Regions from separate parts of the Mus musculus genome. Here all the other regions are linked to region 4. The links are chromatin loops, found by intact Hi-C in ENCODE. Cell type or tissue: gastrocnemius. All regions are shown on one strand. Region 1 has its middle 6.2 kb from the start of Mir1902. Region 2 has its middle 4.3 kb from the start of Cstf3. Region 3 holds the start of A930018P22Rik (RIKEN cDNA A930018P22 gene). Region 4 overlaps Fbxo3 (F-box protein 3). Region 5 has its middle 12 kb from the start of A930018P22Rik. Region 6 holds the start of Cd59a (CD59a antigen).

Region 1 (5,000 bases), 390 kb after region 4:
CAGCTGTCATCAGTTCCAGCAGACAGAGAAGGGTGTGGCTGGGCTTCCTTTCAGTCTTCCAGAGTAATAAGCCTACATAATATTTTACAACACTGGATACTCAAGAGCTGGGGAGGGGGTCTCAGTGGTAAGAGCACTTAGTGTGAAAGCCAGAGGGCATGTGTTCAAATTCCCCAGCAGCCAGGTAGTAGCTGGGCAAAGTTGTGTGTACCTACAATTCCAGCACTGGGGGTGGGGTGGGGGGGTGGGCTGGGAGATGGAGAGGGGAGGCAAAATGATGAGTTTCAGGATCCGTGAGAAGGAACCTGACCTAAAACACAGACAGACAGACAGACAGACAGACAGACAGACACCTGGCATCCTCTTCTGGCCTGTGCCTTTACAAGGGCCTGTGCATATCTACACACATGTACACATAACTACACTACACTACACTACACACACACACACACACACGAGAGAGAGACAGACAGACAGACAGAAACAGAGAGGGAGAGGGAGAGACTGAAGACTTGTCTAGCAAAGGAGAGTGACAACAGAGGCAGGCACTGGAGTAAAGGTAACTGGACTCAGAGAACCAGTAGCTGATGGTGGGAAGGCTGACACATGTGTTGTGCTGTGTGGATTATTCAGATAAATCTTGGGGACCTGGGAAGGACAAATTCATCAGCATATACAAGCAAAGTGGTTCTGTCCAGAAACATGAAGACAGATACTCTATGGAGGAAGCAATCCTGAGAAATTCAGGTTAGAGGAACTGCTGGACAGTGGAGATAAGCAACAGACTAAGTATGAAATCCAAGACATCACAACTTAGTAAAGAACGTAGCAATTGGCCAAGGACAGAAGAGGTGTTGCATAACGGAGGTGGGATAAGATAAACCACTCTTCACAGTGGCAATGTTTTGCATATTACACCACATAAGCCTCTTCTTCCTCGGCTCATTTCTGTAAATACTCCGACCATGATAGGGGCCTTTGTAATACCTTCATAAAGGTCAGGAAACCATTTTAATGTTCTTCTATTGATAACAACCTTGCAGGGATGGCTTGCACTCGCCACTTTACACTAATTGGGCTGTACATCCTGTAATCTCCATGCTTGAGGTTATTTCTGTCTCTGCGAAATGAGGTGTGTTTCTTCATGTTCAATGATAGCAGGCAAGTTGCTTGAAATTTGCCAGTGGATTGGCAAACACTTGACAGGCTGCCTTCTTGGCTGTCTAGAATTAAAAACGTGTTGGAAAACCTGGCATTTGCCTATAATTCCAGCCCTTAGAAGGCTGAGGCCAGAGGAGTATAAATTCAAGACCAGCCTAGGCTACATAGCAAGAACTTAGGTGGGTAGATGGGTGGGTGGGTGGGTGGGTGGGTGGATAGAGATAGATTAGATAGATAGATAGATAGATAGATAGATACATACATACATACATACATACATACATACATACATACATACATACATAGAAAATGATGTTGAAGAAACCATTAATGTAATTTTCACTGAAGTCTCACTATTAGCTGCACACTGTGAACAGGAGAAAATGAGGAAAGCATGTGACAATGCTTGGCCACCATCAGACAGAACAACATGTCACTAGTGAGATGTCCCAACATGACTTATGGGCTTATGGGCACAGGGGCGGGGCACAAACACTCATGTACCAACCATACCTGTTCATCAAAAACATCTTAATAAATCAGTTGTGTTAAAGCAGCTAGTAATGAAATAGTCATAGCCTGATTTTTTTTTTTGTCAAATCATGGCTGGATTATAGTCTTATGCTACATGCATATATGAGAGTTTGGCAAAAATGTAACCAACACCCTTTGATTCCATCCTATGAAAGCCAATGTGGAATTATAAAATATAAGTACTTGCTGTGTGCTACCACATTCTCTATATTCATTTCGAGCAACCCGCCCCCCCTTTCCCTGCAGGTCAGTAAACATTTACTGGACATGGAAGACATAGTCAGGAAATTCTAAAGGGGCAAAACTATGAAACTATGTGGTGGGAGAAGGGTGGGTAAATGCATAGATGTCTTCCTTCAATAGACTTGGGGTACTGTCACTTTTAAAAACTATTTGTAAAAGTAAAAAACCTCTCACATTGTACCATACTGTCCCTGGGACACAAATATACTGCCCTTAGTTCTGCTTTGTTGTTTTAGATATTACAGAACAAATGTTTAGCGAACACTTTCTCCCCCTGCTGGCCATTATATAACATTGCATTATATTGAAGAGAGTGACCAACTGTTAAACTGGATGCTCAGACCATCTCAGGCCTGATTAACTTGCTTGGTGTATGCTATGCATTTCTATTGAATTCCTTGCCAGTATTTGTCTTACTGAAAGACTACTAGTCACTGTCCACTGGATCTGCCATGGCCAGTCACTTGCTGACTCTCAGGCCTGAAGTGGACCCTCCACGCTATCTGTTGGCTTCATCTTTTTTGCAAGCCCTCAGCTCTTTCACTTAACAGAGTAAATTAAAGTCCAACCCTTCTTAAAAAAATCATAATTCAAAAAATGACAAGATAGATTAAATGTAAGCCTCCAAATTCCATTCCACAGCCTTTTCCTATGTGTGTTTGGCCTGCATGTATGCCTGCCCACCACCTGCAATGCAGTGCCTTCAGAAGCAAGAAAAAAGGAGCCAGTTTCCCTGTTGGAGTTCAAGACAGTTGTGAACTACTGCCATGGGGGTGCTGGGAACTGACCCAGAGTCTCTGCAAGAGCAGCCAGTGTTCTTAACTACTGAACCATCTCTGCAGCCCCAAATTTATTTACTTAGAAAATATTTTAGTACCTACTGCAGGCAGACACAAAGCAAATGTCAAAAGTATAGCATCTACAAGATAAAAATGGGTTAAATCCAGAGTTTCCAGTCGGTGAGACATACTGAATCAAAGGAGAGATGGGAGCTATGGTAATGTCTCATAAATACAGGCTAAATAGTGCAGACATTCAACATAAGAAAAAGCATAAGTCAAAATAATAGTATGCATGATATAAAATGCTCAGAAAAAAATGAGATTTATTCATCTATGCACGAGTGCTCTATCTGTACATACACCTGAATGACCGAAGAAGGCATCAAATCCCATTACAGGTGGTTGCGAGACACCATGGGGTGCTGGGAATAGAACTAAGGACCCCCGGAGGAGGAGCTGCTGCTCTTAACCACTGAGCCATCTCTAATACCGCAAAATACACAAAATTTAATATTGTATTTATAAAAGAAAGAGGTGTGGCTTATCAGTTAAGGCTTGTGAAGGACCTGGGTTCACCTTCCAGTATCAACATAGCAGCTCACAACCATCAGTGACTGTAGTTCCAAGGGACATGGCACCTTCTTCTACCCATTACACATACCAGATATGCACATGGTGCACACACATACATGCATGCAAAACAATCAGACAAATGTAAAAATTAAAAATAAGTAAATCTTTTTAAGGAAAAAAAAGTGAGTTCTTTGTATTCTCTGTCTCTAATGCTTAGAACAAAACCAATCACTTTGCATTGAGAGTATGGGCACTGAAACATTGGAGGATTATAAATCATGCAAAAAAAAAACCCAAAAACTTGTTATAAATATCAAATAGAAACAGTAGAAACTGGGCCAACAAAATAGCTCATCGAGTAAAGGCACTTAGCATATAAGCCTGGGGGCCCAAGCCTGGTCCCTGGAGCCAGTGTAGAGATGTATGAGAAAGCCAACTACACAAAGCTGTTCTGATTTTCATATGTGCACTGTGGCAAATGCTCTTGTATACAAACACACACACACACAGTTTTTATTTTTAATTGTCTGCATGTATAGTAACTATTTGAAAACTGTAATTTTTTTGAAGTGTGTTTCTCTGAATTTTCCAGGCATGTGGCAACATGAACAATTCTCTGTGATAGAAAATATACTACTTTTACTTCCTGTGACTATACTTATCATACATAAACCATAGGGTCAATAACATAGGACACTATCACAAGCAGCACAAAACCTCCCATGACAAGGACCAGAGATTTCATATAAAAGCTAAAACTGCAGGAGAAAGTTCTAAAACTTCACACTCAAGAAATGTCTTAGGGAACACAAAGTAAGAAATAGTGGCATATTGGGCTTCATCCAAATTTAAACCTTTGGCTCTTCCAAATACTATGTTAAACTAAAAAAATGCTGGGTGTGTGGTGCACAGCAGACCAGCCTGGGCTACAGAGAGTTCAAGGTCAGACTGGCTATATAATGTGTCTTTTCTCCAGAAAGGGAAAAGGATACATTATATTCATAATACAAACCTCTCAATCAAAGGCATGCACTGGCCTCCCCTTCTTGTATGGACTGCAATACCATTGTAGAGAGTTGTCACGCCTGTAGCCTACTCTCCATGGGTCAACCAGAGTCAAATTTTACAAGACATAGATTGGGTTGCATTTGAGCACCTAAAATCTTTTATAGCTTCTTGGTGTCTGGAATTAAGTCCACACTCCTTCCTTTGGCAGAAGGCTGCATGCCCAACCCCACAGTGGCATTCTGTCTCACCCCACCCATGCACTGAGCTCTCCGAGTGGTCTTAGAAGTGCATGCAGGGGCTTTTTTTTTTTAAAGATGCATTTATTTATTTATAAGATTACATTTATTTTATGTTTGTAAGTACACTGTAGTTGCCTTCACATACACCAGAAGAGGGCTTCAGATCTCATTACAGATGGTTGTGAGCTACCATGTAGTTGCTGGGATTTGAACTCAGGACCTTCAGAAGAGCAGTCAGTGCTCTTAACCTCTGAGCCATCTCTCCAGGCCTGGAGCTAAGCTTTTATGCTGTTACCTCCCTGTGTGGCTAGCAGTCTACATACCTCTAATGTCACACTGTTGGCACTGATTTGCTTGGTCTCCCCACCACAGTGTGGTAAGGCAATGGACCTTCTAATGATAAACACCCAGTACTAGGAACATAGATATGCCCTAGCTATTTTGAATGACTCGTGGTGGA
Region 2 (5,000 bases), 550 kb after region 4:
GACATTATCAGTCTTGGCCACATTCCTCTAGATAGATGCATGGTCCTTAGCACCAATGGTATGGTTGGCTGAGGCTTGCAGAGGCCCAGGAACTTGCTGGGGTCATTCTTCATGTTGAGGCTGTGCCTGCTTCCTCAAGGTCCAGGGCAAATAAAAGTAGTTTTGAAATAGTAAAATGATAATTTTTTGTTTTGTTTTCTTGCTCAGTTTACTGTAATATTGTTCTTTTAGGGTTTTGAACTCCCTACTACCCCAATGCTAGCAATTGAGCCCAGAACCTCTCATATGCTAGACAAGCACTGCAGCTCTGAGTTGTACCCCCAGTCTGATTCTTTTCTTTTGTATGTGTGGTAGTCTGGAGGGGTAGTTGAGACAGCATCTTTCTCTGTTGTTCAGGTAGCCTCAAGCTCTGTTTTTTATTTTATCCTCAATCTCTATATTCTCCTGCACCAATCTCTTAATCTTTTTTTTTTTTTTTTTCAAGACAGGGTTCCTCTGTGTAGCCCTGGCTGTCCTGGAACTCACTTTGTAGACCAGGCTGGCCTCGAAATCAGAAATCCCGAGTGCTGGGATTAAAGAGCGGCACCACGCCGCCGGCTCTCTTAATCTTTTGATTGCAGGCTTGTGCCACCACAGCTGCCCTGATTGCAGAGGATCTGGATTTAGCCCCCAGCATCCACACAGCAGGTCATAAACCTTGGTGACTGTAGTTTCTGAGGAGCCAATGCCCTCTTCTGGCCTCGTCAAGTATCAAATACACATGGAGCACACAATGTTTCACATGTTACAAGCTAAACAATCACACACACAAACAAACAGCTTCTTGCTAGGTGTAGTGCCCACACCTTTCATTGCAGTACTCAGGAGGCAGAGGTGGATAGGTTATTGTAAATTCTAGGATATCCTGGTCTATATAGGGAGTTCCAGGCCAGCTAGTGAGACTACATAGAGAGACACATAGTCTAAATAAATAAATAGATCTTTTATAAATAAATATAATTGAATACCTTGGTGTTCTTAAATATTATTCAGACCTATTTTAATTTTAAAAACATTTTAAATTCAAGTTAAGAGAGTCAGATTAAATTTCAGGTATGAAAAATATGTTCAGTCAGCATTCTAAGTCAAGATAAGTCATTGTAGACAGTTCTATCAGTGTATTGAGAATTTGTTTCTTGAAAGTGCTGCACATACTTTAAAAATAAAATTCCTGATATATCTGTGACCCTTTTACACAGGCTTTTGAAATATTTACCCATCCCTCTACATAGCTGAAGTCATGTGTCTGTCAAGCTTTTCTCTAAAATAAGTCAAAGTATAAACAGAAGACAGAAGTGGAAAGAATCAGCTGCATGGGTACAGAGGCTGGCCATACCCAATATATTTAGAGCGAGTATTTGTAGCAAGTGTGATTTATACTTGCCCATGATGATCAGCTGTAACTAGGCTGGTTTGTTTGTTTACTTACTTGCTTGTTTTTGTTTTGTTTCTTTTCTTTTCTTTTTGGTTTTATAGTTGTTGTTTTGAGTCAGGATCTCTCTATATAGACTGGGCTGGCCTCAAACTCTTGGATATCCCCTGGCTTCTGCCCCCCTAGTGCTAGGAACAAAGGTGTATGACACTGCTCCAGTTAACCAGGTATTTTAACTAAGAAATAAGACCCAAGTCTGTACTGCAACACCAGACACCAAGCTTATCACCAAGCCCAGCAACGACTATTTTTAGAATTCTGATGAAAATTTCTAATAGATTTTCTCTTTCTTTTCTCTTCTCTTTTTTCTTTTCTTTCCTTACCCTTCCTTCCTTCCTTCCTTCCTTTCTTTCTTTCTTTCTTTCTTTCTTTCTTTCTTTCTTTCTTTCTTCCTTCCTTCCTTTCTTTTTCTTCCTTTCTTCGGAAACAAAGTCTCATATATCACATACTGGCCTCACCTGTAATCAAGGCTGACCTTGGATTTCTGACCCTCCTGCCCCCCTTGTGCTGAGATTATAGTTGGTATCACAATGCTAGCCTCCAAGTGAATTTGGGATAGATTGATACATACATACATACATACATATAGATATCTACAGAGAGAGAGATATATCAGTAGGTTTGCCACCGCTGCTTAATCTTTAGCTATAACCTGTATTTGCTGCCATCTTGGGGACTCATAGAACCATTGCAAGTGCCCTTTTCTTTCTGTTCTCTGCCTTTCTTCCCCAAAAGTTCTCACGAGGTATTCCAGACTATCCTCAAAATTCTCAGATCTCCTTTGGGTCAGCTCCATGAGTTCTAGAATATTTTTTTTTAACAGTTACACTTTAATTAAATCAGGACTTGTGGGTGCTGAGTCAGTATTAGTGGCATAGTTATTAAGATAAATGTGGGGCTGTGAGTGTAGCTCACTGACACAGGAAATGTTTACAAGAGAGATGCCTACATCCAATCCCCAACACTTCAAGAAGTAAACATGGATCCTGTGTCTTTCCCTAAGATTCTTTTTGCCAGTGATGATGGCGATGGGATTAACACCTTTAATCCCAGCACGTGGGAGGTAGAGGAGGCGGATCCCTGAGTTTGAGGCCTAGTTCTACTCTAGAGAGTTCTAGGACGGCGAGGGATATGTGGAGAAACCCTGTCTTGAAAAACTAAAAGAAGAGGAGGAGGAGGAAGGGCAGAAGAAAGGAAGAAAGAAAGAAAGAAAGGAGAGAGAGAGAAAGAGAGAAAGGAAGAAAGAGAAAGACAGATGGACAGAATCTGCCTTCATAAGATAGTTTTGTATATTCTTAGTAATTGATGGGGAAGGGCCTAGCCCACTGTGGGTGGGCCACCCCTGAACTGATGGTCTTAGGCTCTTTAAGAAAGTAGGGGAAGTAGGAAGCCAGTAAGCAGCAATCCTCCATGGCCTCTGCATCAGCTCTTGCCTCTAGATCTAGACCCTGTTTGAGTTCTTGTCCTGGGGATTGTGGTGCACACTTTTAAAACTAGCATTGGGGAAGTCAGAGGCATGTGGGTCTCTATGAATTCCAGGTCAGCCTGGTCTACAAAGTGAGTTCCAGACCAGAACAGTCAGGGCTACATAGAGAGATCCTGTCTCAAAAACCCAAAAGGTGAACATTTTCTAAAATAAATGAGATAAAATTAAGCATAATTCCGGAAACTTGGTTGAATACTGATTTGTAGAAACCTCCTTTAAACACATTTTGGGGTTGACGGTGTAGCTCAGAAGCTAGTGCTCAGAAGACGGTGAGCTTGATCCAGCACATATTCCCCAAAAATCACACTGTTGAAAGAGATGTGAAAATGTAGATGTAAACTAGATCGTAATTGATGTCAGGAAATAACTGTAAGCTTTCATGGATATGATAAATGGTCTTGTGAATATGAAGAAGAAAGTCCTTATTCTCAGAAAAAACAAACTGATTCATTTAGAGAATGAATTTAATTTACTTTTAAAATATTTTGCCAAAAAAAAAAAAAAAACCCAAAATAACAACAACAACAACAAAAACCCCAAAACCAAAAAAAAAAAAAAAAATCCCACGTCAGGTGGTGGTGGCGCACTCCTTTAATCCCAGCACTTGGGAGGCAGAGGCAGGTGGATTTTTGAGTTCGAGGCCAGCCTGGTCTACAGAGTGAGTTCCAGGACAGCCAGGGCTATACAGAGAAACCCTGTCTCGAAAAACAAAACAAAACAAAACCAAAAAAAAAAAAAAAAAAAAAGTTAACAACCAACCCAAAACAAGGAAAGAAAACCACAAATACACCTGTAAATACATGCATATAAAGCAAAAAATGCCAAAAATGTTAATCTCCTGAAGTGGTAGGTCAGTCTGTCTGTCTATCTATCATGTGTATCTGTTTAGGTGAGTGGGTGGCTGCACATGCACCATGGTGGAAATGTGAAGGTCAGAAGACCACTTGAAAAAGTTGGTTCCTTCCTTCCACCATGTAGTTTCTGGCTGTCTTGAAGCTTGCTCTGTAGACCAGAGCTGGCCTTGAACTCAGAGATCCATCTGCCTTCGCTTCCTGAGTTCTTGGATTAAAGGCATGAACCACCACTGCCTGACTCTAACTCTGCCTCTTAATTACCAGAATTAAAGGCTTGTACTACCATGCTCAGTTTGGGAGTTGTTTCAAGTAACATTCTTTCTAGGTTCTCTATAAATATGCAGAGATGGATTTCAGGTAATCAGGTCTTTTAATAATGCTGACTACTTTCATTGAGGAGCCTCAAAGATCTTGATCCAGCAGCAACCCAAAGGAAATTCATTATTAATGTAGACTTTATAGGGGAGAGGTCTCTGAGTTTATCGGATTAATTAAGGCACTAGATAGGATATACGGAATGGTGGGTTCTTGTAGTCTGGCAAGATCATCTGTGATCTAACAGATATAATGGTATGCCTCCAGACCCATTATTCTACAAGTGGAGTCAAGAGAATAAGGAGTTCAAGCTACATGAGACTCTTGTCTCAAATACAAATGCAAAGGACCAGCAAGGACTTAGTGGGTAATGATGACAGCCATCAAGCCTGACGACCTGAGTTTCATCCTAGAGGCATTTACATTGAAAGGAGAGATCAGATTCCCATAGGTTGGCTGAACACACAAAAACAAATAATAAATGTAAAAAGAAAATTAAAATAGACAAAACCTGATGGGTGGTGGAGGCACATGCCTTTAGTCCCAGCACTCATGAAGCAGAGGCAAATAAATAGATCTCAGTGAGCTTGAGGCCAGCATGGACTACATAGGTTGAACTCTGTCTCAAAACAAAAACAAAACAACAACAAGAAAAAAAAAATCAAAAACCGAAACAACAAAAAGACAACACCCCCAACATGTAACATAAAACCTAGAGATAGCATAAACCAGCCTGCCTCCATTTTAGACTTGAAAGCCATCTTATAATAAAGACAAGCCATTCCTGTTTAAGATTGGATCTTTGTTTCTCACGGATTGGGCTATGCCTCACCTATTATTTTAACTACTAATGGTTTTATATGGCCTATTCCAG
Region 3 (5,000 bases), 88 kb after region 4:
GTTAACTTGATAATTTTATTTTATTTTATTTTTTGCTACCTCCACAAATACATCTACCTAGAAAACAAACATAAAGGCTGGACTGCATTTTTGAGAACGTTTTTCTGAAATACTGGGAACTGAGAAGGAGATGGGAGTACCCCAGCCCTCATGTCCACACCAGCACAATGGTTAATTCAGATTAGTAATAAAAGGCTGTTTTGTGTTTCTTAGAATAGCATGGCCCTTAGATTATGGCACAAACAACCTCCAGAAAGAGCCAGCCTGCTGCCAGGAAGAGGGACTTGAAGATCAGAGGCCAGGAAGACAGCCGTAGCCTTGCCATGGTGGGACACAGAGTCCCTTATAAAAACAGGTTCTTGATGTCACAGATGAAAGAATTTTAAAAGCAAGACACAAAAGGGAACTTGAGGGCAATGTATTGGAGTTAGAAAGAGAAAACAACAGGTCATGCAGCGGGAGGGAAAGATGCCCTCTTTGGTTCACAAGCCAGAATGTGCCCATGTTCACCAGCGACCATCTGCAAGCAACTAGATGAGGGGCAGATGATGACATATATAAATATTTCACTAACGGGAAAGCTGCTCTTGAGCACACCTACTTTATATTTCATCATTTAGCTCAGGTTCCTCTTGTTTGAGTAATAAAATATCCTTTGCTCTTTGATGCAGGAGGTGGAGGAGGGGCTCAGACCTATTTTACAAACAACTAAACAGTGCTATTGAAATGGGTTAGTCCGGTACGAGCATTGAGTGCTCCTGCAGAAGACCCTGATCTGATACAGTCTCCGGCACCCATATCCTCCTGACCTCTGTGGGCATCTGAGTGCACACACACACACACACTCATGGTTCCACACACAATAAAACTTAAAAAGGAAAAGAGAGAAAACATGTACATGTCCAGCGACATGCTAGGCATGGTGATGCTCGTCTCTGACGCCTGCCAGGTAAGAGAGACAAGAGGATTGCTGGAATTATGTGGCCGACCACATGGGAAGTTCTAATCCAACTTGGGTTACACAAAAGCAAACAACCAGCCTCTCCTCCAAGTCAAACTGCTTGCCCAAGACTAGCAGTCTGGATATCAGACTCCATCTTTTGCTGCCCCACCCCATGTATTTAGCACATATCTGTATACACAAGTTCGCTCACGGAGCTGAGCCTGCGCTTCCATGACCTCCAACCCTCCCTGCTCATTCCTGCAGGTGATCATTAAAAGAGTAAGCAGCCTGAAGGAAATTGACTTCTCCTTAGTTACTGGCTCATAGTTCATAAAAATGAGCTGTACATGTCTCTTGGACAGAACATCCAGTTCTCAGGGATGGGTGTGGTGTTTGAGGTGGGCCCCATAATTTCCTTTTGGTGTTTTGCTGCCTGTCAGCTCCTGATAACTTATGTGTTCAGAAGAGAATTAAACTGCATTTCATAAAAAAAAAAAAAAAAAGTTGTTTGCCTCAGGGTCATTACAAACTCAGACTGCTTCCCCATTTCCAGAATATTCCATAGCATCTCTACATTTACCAGAAAAATTTCCTTTTCTCCCTCTGTAGAGAATGAAGTCAGCCACACATTTTTTTTCAGTTTCTAAATAATGAGTCAAGATTGCTAGGACAAAGGGTCTGGTTGTTAGGAAATATTTTCCACTCCCTGATAAAAGGAGAAAGCTGAATTTCTCTCTCAGCCTCGGCCAACTCTGTGTGCAGTATTAGCAGCAGAAAAGAATTGAAGGCTTCTGGGAGGAGTCTAGGGCCCGAGACTAAAGTGTGCCTGGGCTATTTTGGGGCGGGTAGTGCAGGGCAGCAGCTGCACCAAAAGAGGTCAAGGACGATAGCTTTGCCCGAAGCTGACTCGTGGGGCGGGGCCTCTGCTCTCCAGAGCTCCGCCTCCTAGGGGCGTAGCTAGAGCGAAGGGTGGGGCCACGCTCCGTCGGGGCGGGGCCTGTGGAATCTCCGAACTCCTAGACACGGGGCTTTGGCGCGCGTCTCCCGGCGCGGGGTTCCTCTCACGCAGCCTCCCATTCAAAAGATGCCGAAGGGGCGGCGCGGCAGCCAGAACCCCAAGATGAGCCAGCGGCCGGCCCCGCCCCTCTACTTTCCGTCGCTCTACGACCGGGGCATCTCGTCGTCTCCGCTGAGCGATTTTAACATCTGGAAGAAGCTCTTCGTGCCGCTGAAGGCGGGCGGGACGCCGGCGGCCGGGGTGGCAGGAGTAGCGGGGGTCCGATCCCTGCCTCTGGCACCCCCAGCTACGGTGCCGCCGCCGCCGCCTGGCCTGGGTCCCCCCAGCGAGCGCCCGTGTCCTCCTCCCTGGCCGTCCGGCCTGGCTTCTATTCCCTACGAGCCTCTGCGCTTCTTCTACTCGCCGCCTCCAGGCCCCGAGATGGCAACTTCGGCCCTGGTCCCCGGCTCCACGACCCCCTGGCTCGCATCCGCCTCCCACCCTGAGGAGCTGTGCGAGCTAGAGATCCGGATTAAGGAGCTGGAGCTGCTCACAATCACTGGGGACGGCTTCGACTCCCAGCGCTGTGCGTGACTGCCAAACGAGCCCAATCCTAGCTGCCTTAATTGCCCCCTAGAGTCAGGCAACAGAATGTGACCCCAGCCCTAGGAGTTCCACCCCCAAATATCTGTCCTCCAGAGGTTCAGACCCCCACGTGCTGAATTTCAACCGACCCCTGCCTCCCCACACACCTGAGCTATTCAAGCCCTTTAGTTTTAAACCCTTAGGGGCTAGCCCTTGAAGTAATTTGACACTGACTCTTCACACCTGAAGCACACTCTTCTTAAATTTAGCAGTCCTACACAGTAAGACCACATTTCTGTAATCTAGAGCTCCACCCACAACAGGCTCCCTATCTCTAGAGACATTAATCTTCAGTATTCAAATCTTAAGCTGGGTCTGTGGGTGGAAGGAGATCATAAGAATCGCCCAGACCTTGAAGCCCCACAGTCATTCACTGAGGAGCCTTGGCCTCTGCCCTTCCCTGGGCCCCAAACCCTCGGACAAGATCTTGGACTTTGACATCTGGTCTAAAGTCTGAGGTTTTGGGGATCCACATCAGAGCAGAACAAGTGCTGATGTAAGCAGGAATCCTCTGGTATATGAACAGATGCCTCTCTAGCGGACAGTAAGGCAGTTAGAGCCAGCCATATTTCCAGAAGGACTAATTAAATTGCTCAGGAATTAGTAGCCTGAGGCTATCCTGATTCACCCCCTGTTCTAAGGCTTGAATTGGACTATTAGAGGAAGGCACATGGCTCTGGAAAGATAATTTCACCTCTGCAGCACAACAGGTTAAATTGGTCCTCTCTGCCACATAGTGGGGTGAAGTATGAAAAAAAAGATACACGTAGGTATGCATGGTCATTGGGATGCTCTCTAATTCATCTCTGCAGGAGACATACATAGCCGCGGGAGGAAAAAGTCCCCAGAAATGGCCTTTTCAGATGTGTGAGTTAGATAAGGTTGGGCTTCTAGGAGATTTTAGGGTCGTGCATAATTACTTCTCAGAATCTTGCTCTGGAAGTTAGTAAATTGCTTCTCAGGGTGTAGATGGTACATGCCTGGAATCCCAGTACTTAGGAGGCTGAGGCGGAGGGATCAAGAGTTCCAGAGCCACCTGGAGCTATATAGGAAGACCCTGAAAACCCAGCCACAGCTGAGTCTGTTTTGCTCTCCTACAGATAAATTCCTGAAGGCGCTGAAAGATGAAAAATTACAAGGACTGAAGATGAGCAGGCAACCTGGAAAGTCGGCCTCCTGCTCCTGAGGAGCTGCCCCCCACGCCCCCCGGAGCTGGGCAGCTGCCTCCTTAGGTGTTAGTGCTTAGATAATGTGTCCTAGTTGTTGTCATTTCAAAGATGGTTATTTTCTGTTCTGTATTTACTACTGTTATCATTGCTCTCAGCACATACTTCACATACAGTGCCCACTTGCATGGTAAATCTTATAGCCTCTTTCCTCTGGGCTGATGCTGGGGCTCTCCTTCATGGGATATGCAGTTGTTGTCTGGCCTGCTATTCAGAGTCTCCTGTGACTCAAAGAGTGGACCCAACACTATCACTGCCAGACATACTGGGCTGGCCAGTGTATACAAGAGACTCAAAGCCCCGGCAATAAATCCTGGTCCTGATGTTGGCTCTCAGCCATATAGGCAACCCTCGAACTAAATTTAGAACTTGAGTTGCCCTTCATCTCAGTAATTTTCATTTTTAGAAGTAATTTGTGCTTCAAAAATTTCTTTTTGAAACACAGAATTCTGGTAATCTTTTTAAAGACATGGTCTTTCTAAGAAAATCACATATAACACTTAAGAGGTATTTATCAAGTGCTTATTAAACACTTAGTCCCCCGTGTAAACACTTGGAATTGGGGATGGGGAAAAACATGAGTGAACTACAAGAAGGCATCCTAGAGAATGACATGCCAATCACAAAGAATGACATGTCAAACGATGAAAGGGAGAGGGCAGTAAGGACAGCCAGACTATATCCCAAGGAAGACAGAGTGGGCTTTTAAATATGGTCTCTTTGAAGATATAGCATATTTTGTTTACTGTTTTGAGATCAAAACTATGTAGCCCAGATTGACCTTGAACTCCAAATCTTTCTGCACTTGCCTCCCAAGTACTGGGGTTACAGCTGCATACTACCATGCTTGTTCAAGAGGTAGCATTTAAACAATGTGGGGAAGTGATTGAAGATCATTTCCCTATGTGGGAATGTTCCAGGCAGAAGGGCCAATGCAAGGGCTTACAGTGGCGCAAGCCAGCATTGGTGAATCCTAACCATCAGGTGAGATGGCAGAGCAGAAGGGGTGAGGGAAGAGGGGTCGGGGTGAGTGCAGAGGCACTCATTCATGTAGGGTTTTAGAGCCATGGCCAGGTCACAAGGCCTCTATGACACGAGGAGAGTCCTTGGAAGTTTTCAGCCAAGGTGTCACAGGATCTGACTTGTGGGGCTACTGGTTCTACCTGTACTGTTCTAGCTGTCAATACGT
Region 4 (5,000 bases):
TTGAAGCCGGGTTCAGTCACACACACCTGTAACCTCAGCACTTGGGAGGTAAAGAGACAGGGATCATAGTTCATGCCAGCCAGAGCTACGTACTCTGTTTCAAAAGGTTTGTTTCCAACTGATACCTTTTTAGAAGTAAGTTGAAACTTACTTTGTACTGATATACTATTCATATATTTTGTTAAGAACTGGGAAACTTGAAAAAATTAGGCAGAAAGTGAGAAAATAAGTGACCCTACCATGACAGTAGTAACTATTCATTTTTTAAAATGTATCATTTCTTGCTATCTAGTTCTCTTTGTAGCCAAAAAAATAAGTTAAGAAAATAAAAAGGCAGAGTTACCATAAACTCCCAATAAAGTGTGTTGGTTAATATCAAAACTACATGCTAAGCCAGGTTTGTGGTACACATTTTTAATTCTACCATTTGACAGCTAGAGGCATGTGGATCTGAAATTCAAAGCTATCCTTACCTACATCGATAGTCGAAGGCCAGCCTGTACTACATATGACCCTATCTCAAACAAAGGAAAAGAGAAAAAAAAATGTTAATATCATTTCAAAAGATTTTTTAATCTTGTTTTTTAAACCTAGGGAAGAAAAAGCCGGGAAGAGTCAGTGCTGGAGATCCCTCTTCATAGAGACCTACTCAGACGTGGGGAGGTACATCGACCATTACGCCGCCATTAAAAAGGCCTGGCGTGACCTCAAGAAGTACTTGGAGCCCAGGTGTCCTCGGATGGTTTTATCTCTGAAAGGTACTGGCACACAGAGTCCCCCGTCCACATTTTAGTTAGTCAAGAAGGAGTAGTTTAAATAACTTCAGATCTCCTGTGTATCTGACTGACCCAACCTCTTCCAGGTCACCATTCACACTTTACTAGCCAAGCAAGTGTAATGCTGATATTGTTAGAGATTTTTTGATTGGTCTTGGAATCTATATGGTTATTAAAATAAAAAGCTGAACTACTTCATCATTATATTTATTTTACACACACTCTCTCTCACACATACACACATATATTATATATATATATATATATATATATATATGATGCTAAGATTGTTTGAGAATAACCATTATGATTTATTTTTATTTTTTGCAATGATGAGGATTGAGCCCAAGGTCTCATGCATTTTAGGCAAGTATTCAACAATGGAACTATACCACCAGTCCTAAAAATGATTGTTATTCTTATTGTCATGTGTATATTTTTGTGGTATGCATGTGTGTACACAGGTACACATGGATGTACATTCATGTGTGGAAGTCAGAGGACGTTACATGTCTTCCTGGACTGTCCTCTGCTCTGTGTACTGAGTTGGGTTTCGTCCTGAGCTCGCTGACTGGGCTAGTGCAGTAGCCAGTTTCCCCAGGTATCCCGTCTCGGCCTCCCAGATGCTGGGTTACAAGTTGGTTGCGTCCCACGCTCAGCTCATATGTGCTTCCTGGGATCCAAACTCCAGCCCTCATGCTTATGTGACAAGTGCTTTATTCACCGAGCCATTCCTCCAGCCCAAGATTATTTCTTTTTTTTTTTTAAAGATTTATTTATTCATTATATGTAAGTACACTGTAGCTGTCTTCAGACACTCCAGAAGAGGGAGTCAGATCTCGTTACGGATGGTTGTGAGCCACCATGTGGTTGCTGGGATTTGAACTCCGGACCTTTGGAAGAGCAGTCGGGTGCTCTTACCCACTGAGCCATCTCACCAGCCCCCAAGATTATTTCTTAATTGAAAACTTGTATCAGTACCCTTTCCTGTTTGTGCCTGTCAAATGTTGGGTCATTAGGCATGTAAGATAACTAAAAGAGTGAGAAAACCTTTTTGTTTGGTGTTTACAAAGTAGTGAAACTAAGGTTTCAACTGAGGCTGATCTGACCCCAGGATCAATGCTCTACTATATTGCCTAATTATGGCTAGAAATATTAATAAGGTATTTCAGTGTGATTTGTTAATACCCATGAGGATGCACTATTACTGCTCATCTGCTTCCCACCTGAAGTTTCCAGACTTACTCACTAGGTGGCGCCATGCACATGCTCTGGTTTTGGGAAGCTAGCGTTGGAATGTGTTCTTCCTGACTCATTAGAACCCATCTTTCTGAAATAGCATTCCCTTCTCTTCAGATTCCCACTGTAATGTCTCATGAAAATGTCACTTTCAGAAAAACCATGATGTGTTTATTAGAAGGCAGAATAAATGGTTTTAGTAGATGGAGTAGGGTGGGACCCTGGAGTCCCCCATTAATATCACGACAGCTTACCCTCTAAGAAGACCTGAGTAGTGACACTCCCCTAGCCTGGGGGTAGCTGCCTCAAGAGGACAGAGATCATCTGAACAGAAGTCTTCAGTGGTGATAAGTCAGATAGGTAATAGTTTATAATAACTGTTACTAAATACAAAGGTAGACACTCATTAGACACACTTTCCAAAAATCCTGTAAGGAAGATCATTATTGTCTTTTTGTGGAAATAGTACTAGTTTAGGGCATAAAAGACCAAATTTGCCATCAAAAGGTAAAAGGTAAATTCAGGAATTGACTTACTTTGAAAGTATAATCTTTACTTCAGTTGTGGTTACAGGGAGAGGACTGAGCCCATTTTGTTTAGAATATCTAAGGTCTCTCTTTTCCGCATGAGGGCATTTAGAGTGTGAGAGTGCAGTATGGTTGTTCTTTCCGACAGACTCATACCTCCTTGTTCTTTCGTCCTTTGGCATTCCTAGTTCCTGTGCCTGTTGTACATCTAGCTGTCAGATTTCTTGGCCACGTCTGCTCTAGTCCTAGGTGCCAGTTCTCAGGCTTGCCAGGAGTTTTGGAATCGGGTTAACTGGGAACATCTACAGTGCTGGGGATGCTGGGAATTTCAGGCTCTGAGTTCTACACTAAGTTAGGAACCTGGCTGCTGACTCGGGCCACAGTCCTCATTCAGCTTTAAGGTTATGTAGGTGTCAGGTTCAAGAGGAAGTTAGCAGCAGATAGGTGGTAGACTTGGGGTAAGGGTCATGGAGCATCCTGAGGTTAATTGTGTATTTTCAAATCATATTTTCCTTGTATATTGGCTTAGAATTGAGCTGGGAGTTTAGTAATCCTTTAAAGGAGCAGACTGTAAATATTTTAGAGTTGGTAGAACTGACCCATAGTTTCTGTGACAGAGACCTGTGTTTAACTCTGCTGTTAGTTAGTCTGTTGTTTCTGGGGAACAGCCTTAGACAATACAGAAACAAAAGGGAGTGGAAAAGGGAGTGGCTGGGTTCCAATAAGAAGGATTTAGCCTCTCAGCTATTATTTACCAAACCCTGATTAATTACTAGTACCTTCACTTCACATCAAAGAAAAGATACAAAGAGAGTTTAATAATTAGTAAGCAGCAGAGATAAACCCAGTCTTGGCTTCTGATAAATCGTCACAGCTTCCTCTCTGAGTAGCTGAGGGGAGAAGAGAGTAGGTGAGTATTTACTGAAAGCAGTAAGGCACTTTATAAATAAATATGCACATGACATTTCCCTCCTTCCACAGCTCTCGCTAGTGGGCGGCATTAGCTCATTGTTTTGGAGAACAAGGTCAGACAGATGCAATCACACACACACACACAAATACACATATTGAGGGAGGGAGGGAGGGAGAGAGAGTGAGTGTGAGTGAGTGAGTGAGTGAGTGAGTGAGTGTGAGTTCACTCTCCACAGTAAGTAGTAGGGCTAAGGTAAGGACCAGTCTGGCTTACTATAATATATTGTCTCTTCTAATCTTAATTTTACTGAAATGTAAATATATATTCCCTTATATCTTTCTGTTAGCTAGGGGTGTTTTTACTTCTTAATCTTACATATTAAGTAGTCTAACATGTAGCACATAGCATACAAATGTTAGCCTCTTTCCTTATCTACCATACTCCTCCTGGCTTTTATTCAGCTTGGTTTCTTTTCTATCAAACTCTTTATTTTTTACCTTTTCTTTTATATGTGTATGCAGAGTACGTATATGTACATGTTAGTGTGTGTGCCTACTTGTGTGCATGTGAAGACCAGAGCTTGATGTGCCTCACATCTACCCTTTTGTTTTATTTTTTGAGACAGGGTTCCTCTGTGTAAAGCTCTGGCTGTCCTGGAACTTTCTCTATAGATTAGGCTAGCCTCAAACTCAAAAAGGTCCACCTGCCTCTGCCTCCCACTGAGTGCTAGGATTAAAGGCATTGCCACCACTGCTCAGCCTACCACCCTATTTCTTGAGGCAGGGTCCCTCACTGAACCTGGAGCGCATTGATTTATTAGCTGGACTGGTCAGCCACCTCTCGGGATATGGATGTCTCTGAGTCCACATTCTGGGACTGCAGTTACTCAGCACAATGCCTGGCACTGAAGGGTGCTAGGGATCTGAATTCAAGTCCTCATTCTGGCAGAGCAAGAATTGTTACCTTATATAATTCTTATATACTTTACAACATACAATTCATATTCTACCTATATACACTTACATAAATATATTTATGTTATATAAATAACATTAATTTTAGACTAATTTAGATTTGTAGAGGGTTCTGTATACGTCTCAGTTTCCCTAGTATATCACACTAGAGGGCATTTATCAGAACTAAACATTGATTGACATCTTGTTACTTTCCCATTGGATTGAGACGTCATCAGACTTTGCATTCAGTCCTTTGTGTTCTCCCCGGATCTAGTGTAAAGCATCACATGACATAGAGCTGTCACCTCTTTATAGCCAGCAGTGGCCCTCTGGTTCTTTCCTTGTCTTTTGTGACTTGGACATTTTTGAGAAGTACTCATGGGGTGTTTTGTAGAAAATATCTCAGATTGGTTTTGTCTGATCTTTTCTTCATGATTAGAGTGGTAGGTTTTTAGGAGGATTCTCTTTAGTTGAGATGTTTGCCATCATTAGTGATGTTAATGCTATGTAAATATGTTTACAGACCACAGCGAGTTATTTACAGACTCAGTGAGTTATTACAAGGTCAGTGCGTTCATGGAAACATTTT
Region 5 (5,000 bases), 100 kb after region 4:
GAGAGGAGTCTGAGAAGTCTATGGCATGAAGCTGCATGCTCTCCTGTTCTGGGTACAGTTAGGAAACGGCTTCCTTCCGTAGCATTGTGGGCGACAGTACAGGTCTTGGGTAACAAGCCATAGAAAGAAGCCTAGAGAAAACTTACAGAGGAGTCCTCAGAACACAGGGAAAGGATGAGGAGCCTGCCACGGAGAAACCCAGCCCTACAGCCATTTCTTGCAAGGTTCCTGGGCTGGGTCAACATCCCCTTCCCTCTTTCCATCCATGTTGGGAAGAGGACCTATGGCTGAGGCTGATTGAAGCAGAGGAGTCTCTGGTTCCTAAATAAGGAGTCCTTGGAGACAAAATGTCCCATGGTCTCCTCTGGATCTCACTCAGAATTGCCTCTGCCCAGAACCCAGCAGGGATGCAGGGAGCTCACCTGTCATCTTGTTGCTGAACTCTCTTGCCCTTTGCAGCCAGCTTCTCTGCAGCTTTAGCTGTTAAGGAGCTGTAAGAGTAACCTAGGGTTCAAGGGCATTGATTGTGAGTACTCGGTTCTTTAAAGCAGATGAAGGTCAGCAGAAGGTTACGTATGCCCCGTTTATCAATCCTGATTATGCGTCACACAAGCCTGTCTTCATCCCAGGGCACTGAGCAAGGAAGGAGACAGAGAAGCCACGACAGCTGTGCAAATGTAACCCCTGCTTGTTCTCTCTCTCTCCCTCTCCCTCTCTCTCTCCCTCCCTTCCTCCCTCCCTCCCTCCCTCTCCCTCCCTCCCTCCCTCCCTCCCTCCCTCCCTCCCTCCCTCCCTCCCCCCCCTCTCTCTCAGGAGCTGGATACCATTTCCTTCAGGAACCGTCTCCAGATGTTTCTCCCCAGTCTAGCTTACGTGTTTCTGCTCTGAGTTCCCTTAGCACCCTCTCTCCTGGCACTCAGCCACCGGGATGCGCTGACATTGTTATGTATGGACAGAAGGATCGTCTGCCTGTCCTTCCCCCAGATCTGGGTGATCTTAGGGACGAGGGCTGTGTTGCCATCAGCTCACCCTGATCCCACGGTTCTGTTCACACCACACATTCCTCAAATGTGTTTTGAGCACACTGATGGCTACTAGCCTGAGAGGGAAAGTTGCCACTCCTGGTCATATGTCTGACTTCAGATCCAGCCTACTGAAACATTAACTTATATAAAACCAGACGAAAAGTTGATTTATCAGAGGTGCCACAGGTGGCTGAGGATAATAACTATATATGATTTATGCAAAATCATAAGTGTATTTGAAACACTGTGAGACTTTTTGGGGGGCATTTTTGGGTAACTCAATGCATTTCATGTTTCTTGATTATGAATGTGAGAGACAACATTGTGTTGCTATTTCAAAAGGTTATCTGGGCCAGGCGGTTCTTTATTACATCACAAGTATAGAAGGCTTGAATTCTTTTCTGAGACCTAGGGATGAGCCTTAGACGTCCCCTTTGGAGAGGTGGTTTGCAACAGTGACTAAGACTGACACCTCTGAGCTCAGCTGGGTCACAAACCCAGCACACACCAGACATAGTAACACATACTTACCAGCCTCCACATCTGAAGGAGCGATGGTCATCACAGGTGGTTACAAGGTACGTTAACGTATAGGAAGAACTCAGACTATCATCTAGCTCAAAGCAACAGCTTGCCCATGTCTCCACTCCCAGACTCACCCAGGGCAGTGACTGTTTATCCCAGTGTAGACTCCTGCAATTCTGAAAGCAGCACACACAAAGTAAACCTGAGTCCTTCCCCAATGTGTTCAGTCATGTGTTGATTTTTTTTCTCTTCTCTTCTTGTGTGGAAAGCATGCACAATAACAGACTGTCGCGGGTGAACTGAGGTAGTGCCTGCAAATTGCCTGGCTCTGCTGCCTGAGGTCTCTACTGTTGTCTCAGTTTCCTGGGCGATTTGCATTAAGGTCTCTTCACATGTTTCTCATAGTGGGAGCCACTAGATGGCAGCATAGATTCACAGAGACACAGAGGCAGCAGTTGGAACACTTAATGCAAAAACAAGCACAGGTGTAGCCCTGGCCCTTCCCAGAGGTGGCTGCCTGCTTAGTGTTCTACTTGCCCCTGGAAAATATGCCCTTTTTAGATTTGGTTTCAAGGTGAATGTCCAGTTAGCAAAGAATGAAAGTAACTATACCAGACTCATTGACTGATACTACCTGTATGGGTCTGCCCGGGCTGCTGCTGCAGAACATTGCAGAGCCAGACGTGGTGGTGCACACCCAGAATCCCAGCAGCATGAGAAGCTGAAGCAGAAGGATTACATTTTCCAGGTCAGCCTGGGTTATGGAGTTAGTTCAAGACTGGACTGGACAACTTAATAAGAGCCCACTGCAAAAAGGGAAAAGAAGCCAGGTGTGTTAGCACACACCAGTAATCTTAGCACACTGGAGAGGTGTGTTAGCACACACCAGTAATCCTAGCACCCTGGAGAGGCAGAGGCATGGGGGTTGCTATCATTTTAAGGTCAGTCTGGTACACACTGAGAGTTCTAGGTCAGCTAGGGCTATATAGTGATTCTGTCCCTCCAAACCCCAAACAAGTGAAAAGAGTCATATCTCATTCATATTTACCACCCCTACCTACCAGTAAGATGTGTTCAGACCCTTGCTTATATACACACCAGGCAGCATACATCTGTGATGAGCCCGGGCCACCTCAAAGCCTTGCATCTCAGTTAATTTATTGATAAGTTGTTCCAAACTATTCTTTTTGTTCCCTTTAGCCCATATCTACCAACAAAGATGGAGAATGTTTTCATGAATAAATAACACACTACCAGGTCTGGGTTCCAAAGCAAGGATGGGCAGGGATCCTCTCAATTGCAGGACTCTACTGTAAACCACATGGAGTATTACGGTTTGGGTATGAAACATCCTCTCAGGATGCCCATTCACAGACGTCTTGAGTCCTCCATACCAGTAATGCTTAAAAGTAAGTTTGGGGGAAGTGACAGGGTCATGAGGTCCCTGTCTTCATCAGTAAGTTAACCACTGATAGACTTAAAGTCTGAATAGACTATTTAAGAAGGGTGCAGACCTGTGCAAGGCGAGGACTGGTTGGAGGAGGTAGGGACTGGGGGTGTGTGCCTTTGAGGGATAGTTTTCTCTGACCCTTTTCTGCTCATCCTACTCATTCTGTCTACCACGAGGCAAGCTGTTCAACCCTCCCTGAGGTTCATGGTGATAGAACCAGCTAACCATGGGCTGAAGCCCCTGGAACCCAGAGCCAAAAAAAAAAAAAAAAAAAAAAAAGAAATCTTTCCTCTTGTAAGGGATGATGTCAGAGATTCATCACAGAAGCAAAACCAAACCTTACACATTGCCCCTGAGCAGATAATGTAGGAAGCCCAGGCATGTTCTCAAGAGGATCTTATTTCCCACTGGCTCACCACGTGACATTGAGGCTGTGACCCATGCTGTTTGAACAAAGCAGACTGTGCCTGATGACTGTGCCCAACCTGTTGATATAGCAAAGCCAGCTGTTCCATGAGGTTGCTGGAGTGCCCTGGGGAGTTGAGTACACAGAAGAATTCTCCCAGAGTGATGGGAGGCATCACCACAAGCAGAATGTAGGGCCCTGGAGAGAGCTGCATCGGATCCCTCTCTCCCCACACTGATGAGTGGTAGAAGGCTTTCCTTCCTCAGCACCGTTACCTCTCCCCAGGGTCCTTAGCTTCCTCTCTGCTTGGCTGGCTTATGGGTCACCTGGGTTCTTGGACAAAAGACATATCCACAGAGGATAGGTCAGTAGCGCTGAGTACAGGAGTCTTTGCTAGGTGACCCATGGGTGACATACCAGCTCTGGCAAAATAAAGAGATCCACATTATCGGGAATATTCTTGGAAGAACTTTGTGAGTTACAGTGACCACCATGCTCGCAAAATGCCAGGCTGTAAGCTTCGCATTCTGTCTCCCCCTCCACAGTGTCCTCTTCTGGAGAAAGCTTCTCAATGAAGTGAAGACTCAGAGACAGGACATACGTTGCCCAAAGTCACACAGCTACAATGCAGTAAAGGCGGAATTCAAACCTCCATCTGGAAGGTCCCAGATCTTGATGTGGGTGCAATGGTTCAGGTCTGGAATGTTCTCCACAGACAGCGTGTTAACAGCAGAGGAGACTTTAAGAGGTGGGTTAGTGGTTTTAGATCATTAGGGACATTTCAGAAAAGGGATCTTTCCTGTTTGTTTCACTTCTAGCCATGAGCTGAATAGCTTGGTTCCACCACAGGGGCCCTGCCATGTTGCTCTGCCTCACCACACGCCAAGGCAATAGGATCAATTGATGCATAACACTGAACCTCTGAAGCCAAAATTCAAAATAAACTTTTCCTCCTTTTAAGTCGATTACATTAGGTATTTTGGTACAGTAACAGAAAACTGAATTGCACAGTAGGGATCCACTTCATGTATGACCATTGGCCACAAAATAGATTCAGAGCCAGAGTGAAATAGTTTTTAGGCCCCAAACTGAAAAGATTTCCGTGGCTTATCACCTCATGTGTGATTTTTAAATCAAAATAATACTAAGCTCTAAAAATAAGTAGGAAGAATATCAGTAATGGTGTCTCCTTCCCTCGCCACCCCGAGTACTGACATTGACTTCTGTCCAGATACTGAGTTATATGAAAGGCCTCGCCATCCTTCCCAACCTCTCCACTCCACTTCATGTCCTCTCGTTCTATTTATTTATTATTTGTTTATATTTATGTGTATGTGTGTGTCTCTCTGTGTGTGCCACATACCTGTAGGTAGCTACCAAGGCCAGAAGAGGGTGTTGGATCCTCTGGAGCCAGAGTTACAGGCAGTCATGAACCACCTTCTGTGGGTGCTGGGAACTTTCACTGTGTCCTCTGCCAGGGCAGCAAGCACTGTTAACTGAAGTACTCCCTGTCTAGCCCAACTCCCTCTCATTTGACACACCAGGCTTTCCGAAGCTCCCTCTCCACTTAAGCAATTTCATATCTACAAGGGTC
Region 6 (5,000 bases), 61 kb after region 4:
GCTTACCCCCAAACTGTCTAGACGCTGAAGATTCCAACAGATGTCAAGGGCAGTTTGGCTAACAAAAGCCATGTTTATAGCTGATGGTGCTCTCTGGCTTCTGGGTCAAAAGGAGTGTAGGTCTCACAGGCTTTAAAAAGTCTTTATAGATATTCCCTGGGGCTCTCATTCTTTCCCTGAATCACTTGGCTTACCTTAGATAAGTTTGTGGGCCGTCTGGCAGCCTCTTCAACCCCCCTTATCTCATGAGAATCTGGCAATAGACCCAGAGCCTCTCCTTACCTTTAGGAGTGTTAAAATCACAATTGGGACCAGTCAAAGGAAAGGCTGCATCAGTATCAGCCCGGACTTGAGTGGGCAGCCCATTTGCTCCAGAACCAATTTCCAGAAGAGGACCTGGAGCAGTTGCTGACCAGGTGGGCTTGTGAGTCAGCATGATGGAATCCAGAAGACCTGTGAGAACAGATTGTCTTTCTGAAAGTGGGCCGTCTGTAATTTCCAACTGTAAAGATCATTACTGGTGAATGGCACCTATGTCATGAACTGTCTCCCCTGAGCATCTGGGGCCCCATGCCCCCGAGGCGTAAGGCCATAGTAGAGTCGGCCTTCTGGGGGCCCAGGTAGACTGTAAGTGGAGTCAGGAGAGTCAGGGGCTGCTTCTCCCTCTGCCTGTGTTGGCTGGGCAGGGACAGTGATGGCAGGAGTAGGAGAGGGACAGAGATCCTCCTCAGGAGCAGAAGGGGAGAGCAAGGCAGGGGGCCCAGGCCGACCTTACTTTAGAGGATTAAGGGCAGGGAACATCCAGGCTGCTGACAAAATATGTCCCATCCAAACAGGGAGCTTCTTGACCAGGTATTGCCATGTGGTGATATATAGAGAGCTTGGTCCAGGTGGCCCTGGGCTCCAAAACCACAGCCTTCACCCTGTAAATGATGGGGAGATGGAAAGTCCTCTCCTCAGGCCATGCTGCTTTATAGATGGGTCATTTGTTCCTGCAAAAGTTGGTGAGTTTGTGGGGACCAGAGTCTTCTGAGACTAGGTGAAAGTCCTTAAAATGGTTCAGGACCAAGCCCAGTAGGGTACTCTGTGCCCATCCCATCCTAGAAATCAAAGTTTGTACAAGAGGACAAATAGCACAAATCTGTTTAGGGCATCCTAGCTGGTGACTCCCCACTCTTCCTATTTGTTTTGGTCTACAAGTGTTTTATGTACTTCTTCTATAGCTCGGAGACTCTGTAATTGTTGGTAGGCTAGGGAAAGAGTGGATGTTCCTGACCTCCTTTGTCATTTGGGACACAGCAGATACAGACTCACTGCATGCCAGGGGATAGATACTACAGGTGAAAACAAACAAGGACGAGGACGACTACGACGACGACAACAACAACAACAACAGCCCCACCAGGAAATGTTCCTGTGGGCAGAAAGACTTAAAAAAAGAAAAACCAACAGAGCATTTCTTGTTCCCTTAGGAGGCCAGCCTCTTGGAATGTTTACTCTTTTTAAAATTATTGTTCCCGGAGCTGGAGAGATGGCTGAGCAGTTAAGAGCGTCGACTGCTCTTCCAAAGGTCCTGAGTTCAAATCCCAGCAACCATATGGTGGCTCACAACTATCCGTAACGAAATCTGATGCCCTCTTCTGGAGTGTCTGAAGACAGCTACATAAATAAGTAAATAAATATTTTAAAAAAAATTATTGTTCCCCTCTGGCTTCCTTCCTGCTTATGAGTCTTTCCAAATGATAAAGGCACCTCTGTATCACAACTTCACGTAGTTCTGGCCCCTGGCCAGTCCACAAAGGTTTCTAATGACCAACGGGATTTTGTCTTCATTCCAAACAAAATAGATGGCATTTGTGTCTGAAGAGTATTTGGAGGCTGTCAGGACCTGAGAGTAGGAGCAAGCCACGATGTATGGCCTGGAAAGATATCTATGATTTGTCAAGAGATAGTTCTGGGCACTAGCAAACATGGGCACAAAAACATTGTGGTTTTGTTTGTTTGTTTGTTTGTTTGTTTTTAAAGAAAGGGAAAATCAAGAGCCTTTTAGGGTGTTAGTTAGGAGTAAGAAATCAGAGGGAAATGCAAGCCTTTCCTGTATCCTAGGTTTCCAGAGATTCTGGTTCTGGCAGCCAAATGCTCTCTGACAGAGGAAAAGGCAGTGACTAGAAGGCATAGGAGCCCAGGGGGTGTGGTGGGGGTGTGGCCATCAGTTCTTGGGCGTGGCCAGTGGATTTGGTTTGCATTGCTGTGTACTGTCAGCAGTCAGAGCATGAGCACAGTCACTGGCGATCTGAAAAGTGTCTAGAGCAGGATCTAGCTGACTCTAAGATTGCAGGTAAGCAAGGGCACAGAGTTGGCTGGAGCGGAGCCTCGGGTGGAAGGTGGGGGTGCTTCGGCAGCGCATGCGTCCGGGCTGTCCCTCGGGAGGCCTCTCTCAGGCCTGTACCTCTGACCTTTTTTGTTATAGCGATTTCTTGCCGCAGCCTGCACTCTGCTTCCTACTCAGCGGTTGCTGGAGCTAGGCATTCCCTGAGCGCCTGACTCCAGGGCACCCCTGGCCTCTCAGTGAAGTCGGTCTCCCGGGGCCTGAGGGCTAACCTCAGCTTGGAAGAACTCACTGCAGTTCTTGCTGAGGTCCAAATCTGTAGCTGCTCTAGTGGATATCTTTGGTCCATGGGCCCGGCCACCTTGCAGTCTGAGGGCAGACTTTGAAAAGAACCTTTCCTTTTCGTTCGTAGGTGTCGAAAGGAAGCTATTAAATCCTATTTTCTCATCAGTAAAGGGAAAGGACTTATTTCACAGGGTAGTGGTGAGCACTAAGGTAGCTCATGGTTGATCTCCTGGAATGTGGAAAACAGCCAATGTTCCGGAGACCCACCTCAGGGCACCTTTTCTCCAGTCCTTCCGGCCAGACACACAGAATGACCGCGTCAGAACGACAATCAAGGGAGCTCACAACATTTGCTGTTATCCTTCTGGGAAGACTAAGGAGGAGTTACCTCATTATGCCCTGACCATGCTGAAAAACGTTTGGCATGTACTTTGCTATAAATGAAAAACCTCCCTTTTCACTGGGCGGGTTGAAAGAAGTAGAAGGAAAACAAAAACAAAATCAAATGGACTTTAGGGTGGGAGTTGGGATGAGCCAGGGATTTAGGATCCTGAGATAAGTTGTTAAGAGACTGAGGCCATTTTAGGTGAAGTCCAGATCTGTGCAATTTCAAGAGCTCTGAAGTGCTTATGGAGCCACCAGGTGGCTGGGAGGGGCCTTTCCATTGTGATGGTGTTTTGCTTTGTCCTAAGCTGCTGATGTAATTACTGCTTTGAACTGAAGAAAGGACTTTTGGGGTCTGTTGTAGGCTTAGCTACAGCATGTCCAAGCCCGTAAGGCCCATGAGACTGCTAACACTGGGTTATGTTAAGTCACTTAGCTTCCAGACCTTGGTAAGTAAAAAGCAAGATACATCCAAAGTGATTTTGAGACTGCCCTGTTGTCTTGGATCAGGTAATTCCATCCCTCTAGCCCTCTCAGAACCTTTTCTCCCCCCCCCCCCACTTTTTTATTAGGTATTTATTTCATTTACATTTCAAATGCTATCCCAAAAGTCCCCTACACTCTCCCCCCCTCCCCTATCCACCCACTCCCACTTCTTGGCCCTGGCATTCCCCTGTACTGGGGCATATAAAGTTTGCTAGATCAATGGGCCTCTCTTTCCACTGATGGCCAACTAGGCCATCTTCTGATACATATGCAACTAGAGTCAAGAGCTCCGGGGTACTGGTTAGTTCATATTGTTGTTTCACCTCCAGGGTTGCAGACTCCTTCAGCTCCTTGGGTACTTTCTCTAGCTCCTCCATTGGGAGCCCTGTGTTCCATCCAATAGCTGACTGTGAGCATCCACTTCTGTGTTGCCAGGCACTGGCATAGCCTCAGAAGAGACAGCTATGTCAGGGTCCTTTCAGCAAAATCTTGCTGGCGTGTGCAATGGTGTCTGCGTTTGGAGGTTAAGGATGGACCATCCAGAGACTGCCCCTTTCAGAACTTCTTATAGGATGATGATGTTGCAGCTTTATTCGTTATGATATGTTCAGCCTTAAAGTACACCCCAAGTTCTGTGTGGTCGCAACCCAGGGTTGAAGGTGTCTGTGAAGCCTGTGGAAACTGCTGCTGTTAAAATCTTCAATCTGGCTGGGGATGTGGCTCAAGATAGTGCTGCATGGTGGCCTGGCTTGCGTTCTTCATATATTAAAAGTAAGAGAAAGAAAAGAAAAGTGGGGAGGGAGGGAGGATATCATGTATATCATGTATGCTTTTTTGTATTTGTTTTTGTTTGTTTTGTGTGTGTGTGTCTGTGTGGTTTTTTCCCTTAGCTGCGTTTATTTTGGAAGCTGAATTATAATCTCCATTTATGTTCACAGTTCTGAACTTAATCTATGCTTGAATGCCAAGCCGCCATTTTCCAGTAACGAGATTGTTGGTTATAGTAAGTTTGGGGGGTGGGGGTGGGGTTGTTCTGGTTTTTGTTTGGATTAGGGTCTAACTTTATTGACCAAATAGATCTTAAACTCTCGGGTCCATATGACCTTCCCACCTCAGCCACCCGTATATTGAAGACAGTAGGGACATGCCATCACGCTTGGCTTATCTCTCTCTATATTTTTTTATTGCTGCCAAATGAATGAAAAAAAAATGAGCTTACAACACAAGTTATCTTACAGTTCTTTCATCTAACTGGGGTCTGACTAGGGTCCACATACTGAGCTAAAATCGAGAAGCAGGCTGTTTTCTTCCTGCAGGCCCTGAAGGTTCCATGGCCTTACTCATTCAAGTGTTGGCAGAATGACGCCTTTGTGACTGGAGACCCCAGATCTGATTTCCTTGAGAAGTGTCTGTTCCTGAGCACTCTTAGCTTCTAGAGGCTATGAGTACGCTGTGGCCAATAGAGCTCTCCCTGCTCTGAAAGTTAGCAATATTAACATGGGTTTGTGTGGTTCCT

What was found. Hi-C counts contacts between places; a loop is a spot of excess contacts. Peaks named below come from ENCODE experiments on the same cell type or tissue, not always from the same donor. Only the 100,000 strongest peaks of a DNase experiment are listed, where the experiment ranks them.
Region 1: it touches region 4 in a loop (4-fold over the local background); 22 of 42 quality-filtered maps call a loop at or near these places.
Region 2: it touches region 4 in a loop (3.0-fold over the local background); 14 of 42 quality-filtered maps call a loop at or near these places.
Region 3: a loop joins it to region 4, with 6 times the contacts of the local background. A loop is called at or near these places in 22 of 42 quality-filtered maps.
Region 5: a loop joins it to region 4, with 2.4 times the contacts of the local background. A loop is called at or near these places in 22 of 42 quality-filtered maps.
Region 6: it touches region 4 in a loop (5-fold over the local background); 6 of 42 quality-filtered maps call a loop at or near these places.

Annotation. Positions count from the first base shown.
Region 1 is chr2:104,420,202-104,425,201 of GRCm38, forward strand. No RefSeq gene overlaps it. Among named protein-coding and RNA genes, the nearest start is that of Mir1902, 6.2 kb to the right of the region's middle. In gastrocnemius, a CTCF peak has its summit at 2,221 (motif pointing left); a DNase peak (open chromatin) is centred at 2,661.
Region 2 is chr2:104,583,707-104,588,706 of GRCm38, forward strand. No RefSeq gene overlaps it. Among named protein-coding and RNA genes, the nearest start is that of Cstf3, 4.3 kb to the right of the region's middle. In gastrocnemius, a CTCF peak has its summit at 2,155 (motif pointing left); no DNase peak of the experiment used is centred here.
Region 3 is chr2:104,120,804-104,125,803 of GRCm38, forward strand. A930018P22Rik (RIKEN cDNA A930018P22 gene) reads left to right here and starts at 1,966. Exons shown (of 2, transcript NM_026634.2): 1 at 1,966-2,526; 2 at 3,686-3,943. The coding sequence starts at 2,028. The coding sequence ends at 3,771. In gastrocnemius, no CTCF peak of the experiment used is centred here; DNase peaks (open chromatin) are centred at 1,915 and 2,274; H3K4me3 peaks cover 1,346 bases; H3K27ac peaks cover 3,425 bases.
Region 4 is chr2:104,033,002-104,038,001 of GRCm38, forward strand. It overlaps Fbxo3 (F-box protein 3), which reads left to right. Exons shown (of 11, transcript NM_212433.1): 3 at 595-758. Among named protein-coding and RNA genes, the nearest start is that of 4931422A03Rik, 7.1 kb to the left of the region's middle. In gastrocnemius, no CTCF peak of the experiment used is centred here; a DNase peak (open chromatin) is centred at 2,025; H3K27ac peaks cover 2,304 bases.
Region 5 is chr2:104,132,655-104,137,654 of GRCm38, forward strand. No RefSeq gene overlaps it. Among named protein-coding and RNA genes, the nearest start is that of A930018P22Rik, 12 kb to the left of the region's middle. In gastrocnemius, a CTCF peak has its summit at 1,962 (motif pointing right); DNase peaks (open chromatin) are centred at 927 and 1,969; H3K27ac peaks cover 1,317 bases.
Region 6 is chr2:104,093,590-104,098,589 of GRCm38, forward strand. It overlaps Cd59a (CD59a antigen), which reads left to right and starts at 2,212. Exons shown (of 4, transcript NM_007652.5): 1 at 2,212-2,338. In gastrocnemius, no CTCF peak of the experiment used is centred here; a DNase peak (open chromatin) is centred at 2,312; H3K4me3 peaks cover 2,489 bases; H3K27ac peaks cover 2,389 bases.